Regions from separate parts of the Mus musculus genome. Here region 1 is linked to region 2. A link is a contact called in ENCODE Hi-C or POLR2A ChIA-PET data. All regions are on one chromosome and are shown on one strand. The core of a region is the stretch at or near the end of the contact, and the rest is flanking DNA. Distances in the headings are between cores, read along the strand shown.

Region 1 (2,803 bases), core at 37-2,536, 71 kb before region 2:
CTTGGAGTCAGAACCAACAAATGCTGAAGATAGGGGCCTGAGTGGGGACCTGGCCTGCCCCAGGCAGCAGGATCAACAGTGACGCCTGGACAGGGATCCTGCAGCTGAGGCTCGAAATCCAGGGACCACAAAGTCCACTTGGGTCTGTGGACCCATGGAGGGAACGTGAAGTTCCCTTTGGACCAAGGGATGGAGAGGGACCATGGGGGTGGCTGTGAGGTATCTAAGTGGTCAGGTCATACTGTAGGAAGCACCCCAGCCAGGAGCATCCGGGACAGACCCTGGGTGAAGTATAGGGAACTTGGCTCCCATTACCCACGACTCTGCTTGTCATGGGAGAGCACAGGCATCCACAGCACCCAGGCAGTTGTATGACTTGGCACTGGCGTCCATGGTTTCCAAAAAGGCTCATGTATCTCCTCTAGTTCTGGTGAACTTCCTCGGGTCCTGCGGGTTTTCCTGCGGCTGTACTCACTGTCCCTAAAGTCTTGGCTTCCTGTCCTCAAGGGTCTGCAGCTATCTGTGCCCTGCCAGTCCAGAATGCCTTACTGTGTGGCACAGGCTAGAGGGTTCCCATCCCTCTCAGCAAGGAGTCCAGGTTGGCAGGCACGTGGACTGCCTCCCCTGAAGAGTTGCCAAAGAGCCCTTCCACTCAGACCTTGAAGGAGGTGACACAATTGGAATCTAAACCATCCTACACTCCCCCCAATCCCCTATGTCTCTAGGGGACACCATGAATAACAGTAACCCCTGCCTGCATCCCCATCCTCTCCAGAAAGTAGACACCTGCCTCCAGGGATGGAGCTGTCCGTTCTCCATCCCACAATCTGCCTACAAGTGTCCCGGGTGCCCCACACGCTCTCTCCAGGAAAACAAGGAAGCAGAGGTGTAACCCAGCTCAGCTGCAAAGCACTCTCCTCAGAAGAGGTCGATCAACCTGACACTCAGGACTGACACTCAGGACTGACAACCAGCTTTCTTAGAATGACTGTGGCTCTCCTCACACTCTAACATAGTCAGAGCATGCGTGGAGGCTTCTGGGTCAGAAGTAACTCCACTTCTGTGATTATACAGGGATGGAGCCACGCTGTACGGGTGGGAAGGAGAAAGGCTTTTTCTTGTTTGTATGAAGAGCTTGATCCAAACAAGGTGCCCAGACAGCTTTTCCGACTGACTGCTTCCTGATCTGGCTGTCAATCACAGTATCCTAGCCCACCGGCCCAGTGTGACCAATCAGAACCGACTATGCTTGATTCCTGAGCCAATTAGCCTTCCTGTCAGAGACTGGGATGGCCAGCAGAGGGCACCATTGGCGGGTGGGTCCAAGTTTGGGGGGCTGCCGAGATAAGGTCACTTAGCTCGGAGCCCTTGACTCTCCATTACCTGAGTTCATTGCCTGCCTCCTTTTCTGCCTAGCGGGGTGTTAGGTTTCGGGGGGTCGTGCCTAAGGACGCACCCTCCTCCTCCTCCTCCCGGCATAGGTGAGGCCCGCTGCCCACAGTGACTGCCTACACCGAGGATTTGGCCTGGCGCAGTGGTTCTGAGTGTGGCCCCTATGGTTTAGTGTCACCCAAATCCTGTTAGTACAGGCTCCAGTCTGATCCCCAGACAAATTTGAAACGATGTTGGGAGACAGGTGGGGGCCCTTAAAGGTGCTCCTCTAAGGAGCTGAGACTGCTAGGGCCGCACAAACCAGACAGAAGAACCGGCATGCCTAGCTGGTAAGAATTCTTTACATCAACTGGAAGAGAAACTAAGACAGAAATTATGGTGGTACAGTATTTCATGGCAGGAGCGTGTGATGCAGGAGGCCTGTTCACATGTATGGAAGTATTATAAAGTCAGAAAAAAAAAACCCCACGTGGATCCATGTACAATGCCGTGGAAGATAGCCAAGTGACTTAGGCCTGGCATTTGCAGGCTTCTGATTGCAGCTACTGGGGGGGGGGGGGGGACTGAAGCCGAAGGATCAAAACTCAAGGCCTGCCTCAGCTACAGGGAGGAGTTCAAGCTCAGTTTGGGCAATTTTGAGAGACCTTGTCTGGAAACGGAAGGTAAAGAGAGAGCAGGGGCAGAGCTCGGTGGTAACCTAGCACCCAGGATGCCCTGGGTTTGGTCATAGGACTGGAAGAAGAGAGTAAAGTCAAAATCAAACAGCAGGTTGCCAGTGGCAGGTGAGTTGGTCCCGACCCGTTTAAGGATGCCTACTATTCCTGCCTTTGCAGAGAGAATGGCTCGGTGCTGGATCACCCACCCTTCCCAGAGCTCCGGTTCCGTTTTATGTTCCATTGTGCTAACAGACACACTCACTCTGTGTGTATATAGATTTATATATATATAATTAAAAATAATAGTATTTTCTAGAAAGCGTGACCCTGATCTGCAGTCAGGGGCGGGTGGGTGGGGCCTCTGAGTGACAGCAGTAGGAGGCCGGCTGTAGGGAGGAGAGTCCAAGGCCGAAGAAGCCTTCAGCAGGAGAGGAAGGCGGGAGGAGAGAGAGGATGTGTTAAGTTCAAGGTTGGGTAGTTAGAGGCAGATTTCTGTCCTCCTTTCCTTCCTTGGGAGGTGAATCAGGGTCCAGGACCCACCTTCCGGAGCTTGGCCCCGCCTGCTGCTGCGGCCTTGGGATTGTTAAGCAAATTGCCTGGTGGGGCCCTGGGCCCGGCTAATTCCAGTGTCTTAATGAGCGGGAAGATGAGGTTTTATTCATCACTGGGGCTGTAAAAATTGCAGTAAAGTGGCCCACTTTATAAAGAAAAAATCAATCGCAAAAAGAAAACAGGAGTATGTAAATGGACGGGGT
Region 2 (3,227 bases), core at 347-2,846:
ACCACCACACCCAGCTGAGAGCAGAGTTCTATGGTCCAGACCTGCCACCTTTGTGGGGTGGGGGTGCAGGTGTCCTCTGAATACATTGTCCTTGGGAGAGACCAGTTCCTTATACCATGCTTTATATATAAAAGTCTGAAACTATACAAAATTAAATCATCTTCATGTTACATCTCAACCAAATCCAGATCCTCATGTACACACTGCCGGGAAACAGCCCTGCCCTGCCTGCCCATGGTTCAGGGTGGGAGGAACCATTACACAGCAGGAACTCTGCTGCCCATATGCGTGCTGTCAGGACAGGGCCTCCACGCCCACCGCTCTTCCTAGGAGCCTCCCATCATGGTCTTCTTGGCCTGGAAGAGAAAGCATTTTGTTTCAGTGACTTATTTCCAGTTTAGATATGGCTTAAAGCAAGACATCTACCACATCAAATGCCACCTTATCCCAACCACGCTAAAGAACTGAGATGCTAGTGTGTCTCGGGGGGTCCCAGCCTGGGCTCACCTACAGAGGACGCCTGGCCCCTGTGACTGAGAGTTTCTGTTATGAGATGGGCAGGGATGGAGGGGGAACCACAGGGGGGTGCCTTTATCTGGTCCAGGCAAAGCAGCAGATGGAGTCACACAATTCTGGTCAGCCACAGAGAGGGTGGCAGGGACAGCAGAAACTCTGAGCATTAGGAGTGTGTTTAGGGTTTCAATGACAGCTGCTGGCCACCAACCACAAGAGTAAAGGCTTGTGTCAAGTTAGAAGGAACAAGAAAAGCGCAACACCTGACGACTGAACAGCCTCTGCCGGGAAACCAAAGGCTGTATGTAGGTGAGGCTGGGCTGTAGTCAACTCAAACACTGCTCCTCATTCCCGCCGAGGCTACTGTGGACCTGCTTCTGATGCAGTGTGTCTGTCACCCTGGGTTCTTAACCACCGACCCTAGCTCTAGTGGAGGGGTCATGGGCAAAAAGGCCAGGATCAAGAACCCAAGCGGCTCTCAGCATCGCTTCCGTGCTGCAGGGAGAACCTGCTGCGGACCTTGCACTTTACTCCTCGGGGACAGGGTGCGTCAGGGGTGCGTGCCTAGCAGGACACTGCCCTGGCATCTAGCAGGAATTGCTGGGAGAAACCAAGTGGAGCTGGGGTCGGTCTCATCGGGTTGCCCATCGGCAAGACGCCAACAGCTAACTGGAGGCCCTGTCCCCTTGTCACTGGAGTTGCTTGGCGGAAAAGAGGACGCCAGACAGAGATGACGTAGCAGGGACACGCCCACCTACCGCGGCGGCGAAGCAGCTCCGCAGGGCCTCGAACTCGCGAACGCAGAGGTCCTTACTCAGGCGGCCTCCTGGGGCGGTGGACGCCTGCACGCACTTGCCATAAGCCGAGGCCTGAGGGAAGACGGGACAGTACAGGGACCTGACCCGAGTCGCCACCCATCCCGCTTCCGCTTCCGCTCCGTTCGCTCCGTACCTCAGCTCCACAGGCCGCCAGATGCTCGGGGAAGGCTCGGAAACGGCTCCGCACACGCCCCCACACCGCTCCGTTCACAGACATGAGCGGTCCTTTTAGGCTCTCGAGGGCGCCGCCATCTTGGGCCCTGCCTCTTCCGGAGTCGAACGCGTGAACATCCGGACTCTCCGCCTATCCTATTTTCTGGTTGGTCAGAGTCACAGTCCTGTGCTTCTGTAATTGGTCGCCGTTCTTGTCCGTCTCTTGCTGAGACTTTGGATTGGCTGAGACGCAGATGTTCCCGCCTTCGTGCCCGCCCCTTGCGAGCGATTGGTCGGGGGAGCGAGAGGAGCGCGACGATTGGAGGATCGAAGCCTGGCGGAAGCGGGGCAGTTTGGGAGGTTACCTGGACCATGGCAGCTGTGCCGCCCCTGCGGGACCGCTTGAGCTTCTTGCATAGGGTGAGTGAAACTCGCCGGGTGTGCTGACCTCCGGCGCCCGGGAACCTCGCTAGATTAGCGGGGACAGACACTGTCCAGCAGCTGCCGAGAATGAGTGTGCCTGCCGTGATAGCAGAAGGTTAACCCCAAGGGCGGCGGGCGATCTCCAGCGGGGCCCATCGGCTCTCCCCAGGCTTCATTTCAGAAGATCCTGGAAGCTCGTACATCTCTGGGGGACAGGGGGCATCTGGAAGGCCATAGCCACGGGGTGGCGAGAGCGGAGCCTGCTGCCAGCTGTTGACTGCAATAAATTGATTGCCTTGAGCTTTCTGACTGGATCTTGAGGGCACTGAGTGGCCCCAGGGACCCTTCTTAGGCTTTTAAGAGTCCCTGCTACAAGAGATCAGATCACTCAAGTCTGGGACAAGATCTGAAGTACTGAACTGTGCAGCTCCCTCCCTACAGATCCCCTTGAAGGCACTGTAGACAAATAGCACGGTGAAGACATACTTGTCTTAAATGTTCCTAAACCTCGCCCTCTCATCCAGATACTGATGGATGAGATGAGGTGTTCCCAGATTTCAACCAAGTAAACACCATAGGCTTGCAGGGACACGCAAGGAAGTAAGTAAGCAAGCACAACCAAGCTGATTCATGACTCAATAAGATGGAAGTTTGCTATCTTCAAGGAACCTTAAAGTCCCCAAGCTGAGCGGTTCTCACTCTTTGGGTCTGTACCCAGTAGTCTCACCCATCCAATGCACAGAAAGCCCTGAGATTCTTTCTGTTGCTGTTACTTAGTGTAGGAGGCAGGGGCTGAACCTCATCTTGACCTCGTTAGAGAACCTTTGTTGATTTTCCTCTTTCCCGGGTCACTCCTCCATGCCAGAGCAGAGCCTGTTTGCAGCTCTGCTTTGTGGCCCTTAGGGTGACTGTGGCCCTGCCCAGACTCTCTCCTGGGCAGTTTTAGCCCCAGTCAGCATGAGGCTTGCTTCCATTCCCTTCAGTGGCTGGGACCTACCCTGTCTAAGATGGCAGCTCACCATGGCCCTCATTCCCCTACAGCTCCCCATCCTGTTGAAGGGGACCTCAGATGATAGCATCCCATGTCCAGGCTACCTGTTTGAAGAGATCGCCAGTATCCTTCTGCACTGTTCCCATTGGTGGGTTTAGTGTTTAGTACGGAGGGGATCCTGACATAGCAGGAAGGGATACTGCATCAGGGTGGGGTTTTCTGCTATTCCAGGAGCACTGACAACTTCTTTTTTTGGATTTTCGAGACAGGGTTTCTCTGTGTAGCCCTGGCTGTCCTGGAACTCACTTTGTAGACCAGGCTGGCCTCGA

Evidence for each region. Hi-C counts contacts between places; a loop is a spot of excess contacts on that map. ChIA-PET counts read pairs that join two places held with the same protein, here RNA polymerase II (POLR2A).
Region 1: POLR2A ChIA-PET joins it to region 2 with 12 read pairs in embryonic stem cell. The contact joins the enhancer-like site here to the promoter of Ndufaf8 in region 2. A Hi-C loop is called at or near these places in 1 of 37 maps with a recorded cell type or tissue (T-helper 1 cell). POLR2A ChIA-PET finds 5 or more read pairs at or near these places in 3 of 5 experiments (all embryonic stem cell).

What each region holds. Positions count from the first base shown.
Region 1 is chr11:120,167,957-120,170,759 of GRCm38, reverse strand. No RefSeq gene overlaps it. Among named protein-coding and RNA genes, the nearest start is that of Gm39486, 3.9 kb to the right of the region's middle. Within about 2 kb of position 1,286, at least 2 of the 3 ENCODE cell types and tissues checked have a DNase peak (open chromatin) inside an H3K27ac peak, as active enhancers do.
Region 2 is chr11:120,097,303-120,100,529 of GRCm38, reverse strand. It overlaps Ndufaf8 (NADH:ubiquinone oxidoreductase complex assembly factor 8), which reads right to left and starts at 1,596. Exons shown (of 3, transcript NM_001110242.1): 1 at 1,465-1,596; 2 at 1,272-1,382; 3 at 106-356. The coding sequence starts at 1,548. The coding sequence ends at 327. Tepsin (TEPSIN, adaptor related protein complex 4 accessory protein) reads left to right here and starts at 1,799. Exons shown (of 13, transcript NM_183137.2): 1 at 1,799-1,904; 2 at 2,949-3,021. The coding sequence starts at 1,857.